3 separate regions of the Homo sapiens genome follow, and all the other regions are linked to region 1. A link is an interaction called in ENCODE POLR2A ChIA-PET data of the cell type or tissue named here. Cell type or tissue: GM12878. All regions are shown on one strand.

Region 1 (2,500 bases):
ATTCGTGGAGCTGGAGAGAAGCACTTCCTCTCCGGTCCCTGTCCCCTTCTGGGTTCTAAATGGGAAACAGGGACCTGACTGCCCAAGGCCTGCCAGGAAGAGCCAGGCAAGCCTTCATAGAAGTCCTCCGTGTTCCTCAGGGTGCAGGACAGCCAACCAGCAGAGTAGAGAAGTCCATGCAGGTGGCCTGATCTCAGCAGTGAGGGAAAGTGGGCTAGGTGGCTGAGCCCCAAGGGAGCCGAGTGGGCCTTGCCCTGGGGCACAGGGTCCCAGGGTGAGAACCAAGGAAGGGCCTCTGCAGTGGGGCCGGCCCCTGACACCCAGATGAGCCACACCACGGGCAGGTCAGGAGACACTTGCCTGAAGCCTGGTCCCTGGGGCCAGAAGGGGTGAGGTCAGGAAATTTGGGGAATTTGAGCATTTACCCCCTAGGGGATAATCTTTAACTAGAGATGAATGAGTTGCCTTGAAGTGGTCAGATAAGCGTTTTGCTGCCAGCGGCCAAAACAGGTTCGGGTGAGGACAGTTACGGGGAAATAAAGTGATATTTCTGCACATTAGGGTTGTGGCTGTAAATTACACCCCATCACATGCGGTGGCTTCCTTGTGCCAGCAGGATGGGCCGGGACTAAAGCTGAGTCTATGGAGGCAGCCAGAGGGGTCAGGATGCACTTTGAAAAAAAAAAAAAAAATCACCAGGCAGTTTTGGGCGTTTGGGAGGGGGTGAAGTAGTGAAAAAAAAAATCATCAACGCTGAAATACAAAATACAATCATCAGGAAACACCCTGGGTAGGAGGGGCGCCGTCTGTAGATCCCTTGAGGAACTCGGACCACCGCCCGCGCCTCCTCCGCGCGGTGGCCCATCGCCCAGCTCCAGCCTCTGAATCCTTCACAGGAGCCGTGCTCTTCTCTACTCCAAGCCCCTGCACAGGCTCTTCGCTCGGCCTGGCATGGGCTGTGTCTGGGTTCAGGTCTCAGTTTACAGCTCACTTACCCGAGGCTTGCCTGAGATCTTTCCTGGTCGCCCGTGGTTTCCCCAAAGCGCCACTCCATGGCTGTTCAGCCAGTGCCGACCGACAGGGGGAGCCCAGTCAACGTGAGAGGCAGGAAGGAATGGCGGGAACGGGGCCCGCAGGGCTGAGGTCAGGCAGAGACGTGACTCAAAGGTCCTGATTTCAAGTCCTAGCTCTGTCACTTTTTAGCTCTGTGAACTTAGCCAAGACTAACTTCTCCGGGTCCCAACTGCTTCCTCTGTAAAATGGACACTCAACACACCAAGACGAATCTATCCAGTTTTCCTGAGCACAAGCTGTGCCTTAAAATCCCGCGCCTGCCCCGTGGGAGCTCATGGGCTACTGAAGGTGACAGATAGGGAAACATACACGTAGGGACATGTAGGAAGGGCTGTGCTGGAAGCACACACAGGTAGTGGGGGAACACAAAGGAGGGAGAGTGGGTGGGTGGAGAGTGGGGAAGACGTCAGAGAGGACTTCAAAGAGGAGAAGAGGGTAGCTGAGCTCTGGCATACAGGTGGACAGAGGTTTGCTGTGGGTTAGGGGGGAAGATTCTAGGCAGAGACATCATGGCGGCAAAGGCCCCAGGGCTGCAGGAGCAGGGCGTTCTGGGAATGGCAAGTGCATCCACCTGGCTGGAGGGCAGGGTGTGTGCCACAAGGCACAGCGGACTCCAGTCACCTGTCATCCATCATCCATAGCCAATCTTGTTTCCTCCACACCCCATTCACACCCTATCCCCAATCCCAGACAGATGCATCTCATCTGTAAATATTTCTCTATGCATCTAAGCAACAAAGACTTAAAAAACCAAAACCACAATGCTATTATCACACCTAAACAAATAACAAGTCCTTCATATCATATTTAGTCAGTGCTTCCATTTTGATTGTCCCTTAATTTCTTTTTTTCAGTTTGTTTAGTTTACAGGAACCAAGCACGGTTCATAATGGGATTGATTTATATGTCTCTTGAGTCTCTTGTTAATAGGTTTTCCCTTCTTCTATGTATTTTTTCTTTCAATATATTTATTGGAGAAACCAGGTGGCTCGTCCTGCGGGGTTTCCAACCGTCTGGATTTTTCTGATTGCATTTTCCTGGTGTTAAAGGCTCATCTGCCCTTTGAATTTCCCATAAACTGGTAGTTAGATCCAGAGCAGTACCACCCAATAGTAAATCATGTGAGCCACAAGTGCAAGTCACATATGTAATTTTAGATTTTCAGGTAGTAACATTTTAAAAAGCAAAAAGAAATGGATGAAATTAATTGTATCTTACTTAACTCAATATATTCAAAATATTATCATTCTAACGTCATCAATATAAAAATTAATACAAAAGAATTTACATTCTTTTTTGTACAAAGTCTCTGCAGTTCAGTGTGGATTGTGTTCATAGCACATCTCAATGTGGATTAGCCACTGTTCAATGACTTCAGAACTCCATGTGGCTGGTGTCTGCTGTCTTTGGACAGCACGGATAGATG
Region 2 (2,500 bases), 330 kb after region 1:
AAATAGCTTCACCTCAGAGGGCTTCAGGTTTTGCATCTGCAAAATTCCATGATTCAAAATTCATGTTTCCATCTTAAAATAAGATGGAAAACAAGGTTATGTGATACTAAATCAAGAAGGTATACTATGAATTGTAAAATTCCAATGTCAAGTTTCCATTCTGTGTGTACTCGTCTACTTTTATAATCTAAGGAGGCAACTGCTAAAATACTGTACAAGGCATTGAAAAAATTTAACAATATAAGACTTTACTGGCCAGGCACAGTGGCTCATGCCTGCAATCCCAGCACTTTGGGAGGTCGAGGCAGGTGGATCACCTGAGGTCAGGAGTTCGAGATCAGTCTGGCCAATGTGGTGAAACCCGTCTCTACTAAAAATACAAAAATTAGCCAGGTGGGGTGGTGGGCACCCCAGCTACTCGGGAGGCTACTCGGGAGGCTGAGGCAGGAGAATTACTTGAACCTGGGAGGCAGAGGTTGCAGTGAGCTGAGATCGTGCCATTGCACTCCATTCTGGGCGACAACAGGGTAACGCTGTCTCAAAAAAAAAAAAAAGACATTACTTATGTCATTAAACCTAAAACAAAGCATAAACCTAAAATGTTTCAACCTCTCTCATAAGACAGATGTCTTTTTCTAAAACACCTTCAGTTTGTAGCTGTACACATTCCAGTACGTTGAAAATGACAAACTTGGCCGGGCGCGCTGGCTCACGCCTGTAATCCCAGCACATTGGGAGGCCGAGGCAGGCGTATCATGAAGTCAGGAGATCGAGACCATCCTGGCTAACACGGTGAAACCCCATCTCTACTAAAAATACAAAAAATTAGCCGGGCGTGGTGGCAGGCGCCTGTAGTCCCAGCTACTAGGGAGGCTGAGGCAGGAGAATGGCGTGAACCCGGGAGGCGGAGCTTGCAGTGAGCCGAGATCGTGCCACTGCACTCCAGCCTGGGCGACAGAGTGAGACTCCGCCTCAAAAAAAAAAAAAAAAAAAAAATGACAAACTTCTTTTTCTCCCCAGCAGTAACATGTCTGACAGGTAAAAATACACAGCTTATCAAAAATACACATTTGGAAACTATGAAAATCTAATTTTTTTTCATTCTACCATACGTTTCACTTCAGGCCCAACTTATTAGTTTCAATTCTGCTTGTGCTCTATTTCTAGTCAGTTTCACTTCTGAATTTTCTACCACAAAGAATTGTGATCCTGTAGAGACATTTTAAAGTAAACACTAAATAAACATAGCTTTTCCTTTCAAAAAAAAAAAAACTCATTTTCACAGGAAAAAGAGAAACAAACAAAAAACATAAATTCCTAATAGCATTTTGTCACATAAAAATAATGATTTCAAGATGCTGATATCTTAAGTTTCTGAGGCTTCCTCATATCATTTTATTTATAAGAGCCAAACCAGCACAAAAAATTGCCATCATTTTACTTTTTAGATACTCAACTATATATTACATTTTTTCTTCGAGTTACAAGGGGCTTAGTAAATATTTGCAGAAGGAATGAATGTACACGGCATGGTAGTGCATTGCGTGAGGCACATGTTCCTGATAAGATGAACGGCCTTGCCAATAAAGCTGATTTTTTTTTTAGTAATAGAAAAATGATTAAATTAGATTAGCAAAAGTAGGGTATCCAAATAAACATAAACACAGAAAGGGAAAATATTTATCCTATACAGCAAAATCAAGCTTTAGATCTACTTTTCTGCTTCTATCATGTTTTTTTGCATGGGTTTCAATACCACTGAATCCAATCTTTCCTTGTTCTCTTTAGGCTGTAAAGTTCTTCAAGGGAAAGACTCATAAACAAAAAAACTGTACATGAGTTCCTACTAAATCATCAGCACAGTGTTAGGCACAAGTGCTGTAGGAAATAAAATATAAAGCCTGATGGTCCCAAACTCTGAGGTACTTAAAACTTTTCACCAGAACCCTGCAAAGAATGGGTGTCTAGGGCAAACAGGAAACACCTAGATTGTAGTCCCTTTGTTGACACTCTGTGTGACTTTAAGTTACCGGCCCAGTGCAGTCGCTCATGCCTGTAATACCAATGCTTTGGGAGGCCAAGGCGGGAGGATTGCTCGAAGCCAGGAGGTAGAGACCAGCCTGGGCAATATAGCAAGACTCTGTCTCTACAAAAATTAAAATTAAAAAATGAACCAGGCATGGTGGTGTGCACCTGTGGTCCCAGCTACTTGGGAGGCTGAGGCACATAATTTGAGTCCAGGAGTTAGAGGCTGAAATGAGCCATGATTTAATCTCCCATACAGAAAAATTCCAAATAATTTATGTAGATACTCTACCCTCAAGAAGGGGGAGCACAGATCTCACTCAAGTGTGGACTACACATAGTGACTTCCTTCCAAAGACTACAGTATAGAGGGAAGGGGAGGAAGAGTAACCTTATAGCAGAGAAACCTGACAAACACTACCTGTGGCCCTTCAATTTACAATAATAAATATATACTTTGGTCTTTGTACACAGT
Region 3 (2,500 bases), 280 kb after region 1:
TATAATGAAGCCACGTTGTTGAACTGCATAATTCCCTGTGTCTCAGAATCTTCAGTTATAAAACTATCACCTCACAGGGTTTTTATGAAGCTTGAACAGAATAGTAATAAAAAACTAATTACAGCAATAGCTACTATTTTAATACTTACTAGTGACAGTCACTATATAAAGTATTAATAATAGATAAAAAGGGCATAGAGAATGCTTATTCTAGCACATACAAATATTTAATCTGCTGAATAAGCCTTGTTAATCCTAACAATAAATCCACATGAAGTAAATAAGACAATTTGTTAATTCTAATAGTTAAGACGAAATACCATATTTCATCAAATCCAAGACATCACCAATCATAAAATGCATCATAATTGTATATACAACCAAAAAGAACTGGTTTTAAGATGCATCTAGATTGTGCAGGAATGTTAAATTGTGAAAAATTAAAAATCAATAAAACACAGAAACTGAGTCTTCTTGCCTAAGGTCACTTAGTAAAAACAGTATCAGAATTTGAATCTAGTTCTCTAGAATTTGTCTCATGTTCATTTTGTGTGTGTGTGTTGTTGTTTTTTTTTTCTCTTTCTACCAAATTACAAAAGACAGAATTTAGAACAAAGGCGGGCTAAAGAGAATGTCAACAATTTCCTTATTTTATATCTCACAGCCAGAGGCAGAAAAGGAAGAAAGAACTCTGCCCTCTGCCTATGCCCTATTCTCTGAGAGAAAGAACTGGGGAGACTCCACAGGTCTCACACTTGCTCTTGCTGCTCCATCACCAGACTCTACAGCTGACTAGAGCTGAGACAAAACAAACGACTAAACATAATAGCAAAGCCTAGACCACTACTACAAGAATGAAGCATTCATTACAGATTAGCTAAGAAGGAACTGGCCCTTCACTGGTTCACCCAACTGTCCACCGAGGACGCTGAGAAAACTGTAGCTAGGAATGCTGGGGAAAAGCCTTCTAGCCTGCAGCCTGAGGATGTGCCTGCTCCCCTGGAACTGAGTACCCTTCACCAACTCTACCTTACATGAGTAATGGCAATCATTTGTGAGCCATTTACTACATGCTGAGCACTATACCGGATTTAATTTAACATGAACTACAGGACAAACAAGCAAGCTGCGTACAACATAGAAAGAGACAAAATGAGGGCTTCCTCTAGCTTACATATGCTAGGAATGAAAGCAATAAAAGGGACCTTTGAATTTGCCTAGTCCACCTCAAGTTCTGAAATGAGGAAGCTGAGAGCCTCTGGTGGGACCCCCTCCCTGCCTCTACCCCCACCCATTCTTTTCCTGGTTAACGTTTCTCTGACCACTAGGTTTCAGTTCAAACATCTCTTCCTCAGAAGCCTTCCCAATTCTCTTTAACTGTCAGCCTTCTCTGCCTGCCACCGACTGCGAGGATGGGGCTTTTTTTGCTATTGTTTTCCCAAGTAGATAATACAGTAACCTGGAGACAAAGTAAGTATTCAAATATTTGCAGAATTAAAAAAAAAAAACTATTCCTGGCACTTTGCTGCAACAAGACCTAATCACTTTGGGGTCAAAAATATTAAATTTAAGGCCAAGACCAGAAAGCATAGCTTAAGATTCATTTGGAAAAAGTGATTCGCTTTCTCACCTAATATGAATCATGCTTTATAAATAGAGAATAAAAACCATTTTACTCATTTTTACTACTGGTATAATTATTACAAGAAAGGGGGAACAATGAAAGCTGTGTGTTCACTGATGTCCATGGGGCTGGCTGCCGCTCCTCTATGCTCCCATAGGAACCTGTGAGTGGTTAACTTTCTTACGGCACCTGGCATGACACATCACCATCACTGATTTTTTTGCCTGTCTTCCCCTCCAGAACGTGAGCTCCTCAAAGGCAGGGATTTCTACTAGCGTATTTATCCTCTACAATATCCAGCACCATTACCAAAGGTTCAGTGTGCCAGGTACTATACTACTAATTTGACTATATATTCTTACTTAATCTTCATGAAACTCAAGAGTCCTGTGAAACAGACAGCACTATCCCAATTTTTCAGGAGAAGCTGATGCTAAGAATTATTAAGTCACTTGTCTAACGTCATATGGTTGGTTATATCTGGAACAGGAAGACAAAGTCAATATCTGACACTGACTCTAAAATCATGCCAGCAGGCCGGGAGTGGTGGCTCACACCTGTAATCCCAGCACTTTGGGAGGCTGAGGCAGGCAGATCACAAGGTCAGGAGATTGAGACCAGCCTGGCCAATATGGTGAAACCCCACCTCTACTAAAAAATACAAAAATTAGCCGGGCGTGGTGGGGCGCGCCTGTATCTCAGCTACTCAGGAGGCTGAGGCAGGAGAATCGCTTGAACCTGGGAGGCAGAGGTTGCAGGGAGCCGAGATCGCACTACTGCACTCTAGCCTGGGCGACAGAGTGAGCCTCCGTCTAAAAAAAAAAAAAAAAGGCAGCATTAGATCACTTTTGTATACGAGGAAGGCCATGTTGTGGG

Evidence for each region. Peaks named below come from ENCODE experiments on the same cell type or tissue, not always from the same donor. Only the 100,000 strongest peaks of a DNase experiment are listed, where the experiment ranks them.
Region 2: POLR2A ChIA-PET joins it to region 1 with 5 read pairs; 2 of 35 experiments call an interaction of 5 or more read pairs at or near these places.
Region 3: POLR2A ChIA-PET joins it to region 1 with 6 read pairs; 1 of 35 experiments calls an interaction of 5 or more read pairs at or near these places.

Annotation. Positions count from the first base shown.
Region 1 is chr11:76,150,930-76,153,429 of GRCh38, reverse strand. No RefSeq gene overlaps it. Among named protein-coding and RNA genes, the nearest start is that of WNT11, 54 kb to the left of the region's middle. RefSeq lists enhancers at 852-941, 593-1,473. In GM12878, a CTCF peak has its summit at 1,073 (motif pointing right); DNase peaks (open chromatin) are centred at 409 and 1,129; H3K4me3 peaks cover 1,357 bases; H3K27ac peaks cover 1,080 bases.
Region 2 is chr11:75,823,166-75,825,665 of GRCh38, reverse strand. All of the region lies in intron 1 of UVRAG (UV radiation resistance associated), which reads right to left. Among named protein-coding and RNA genes, the nearest start is that of UVRAG, 9.2 kb to the right of the region's middle. RefSeq lists an enhancer at 1,171-1,250. In GM12878, no CTCF peak of the experiment used is centred here; a DNase peak (open chromatin) is centred at 1,115; H3K4me3 peaks cover 2,052 bases; H3K27ac peaks cover 2,353 bases.
Region 3 is chr11:75,872,346-75,874,845 of GRCh38, reverse strand. The region is part of intron 3 of UVRAG (UV radiation resistance associated); the gene reads right to left. Among named protein-coding and RNA genes, the nearest start is that of UVRAG, 58 kb to the right of the region's middle. RefSeq lists an enhancer at 770-1,271. In GM12878, no CTCF peak of the experiment used is centred here; DNase peaks (open chromatin) are centred at 925 and 1,225; H3K4me3 peaks cover 1,641 bases; H3K27ac peaks cover 2,021 bases.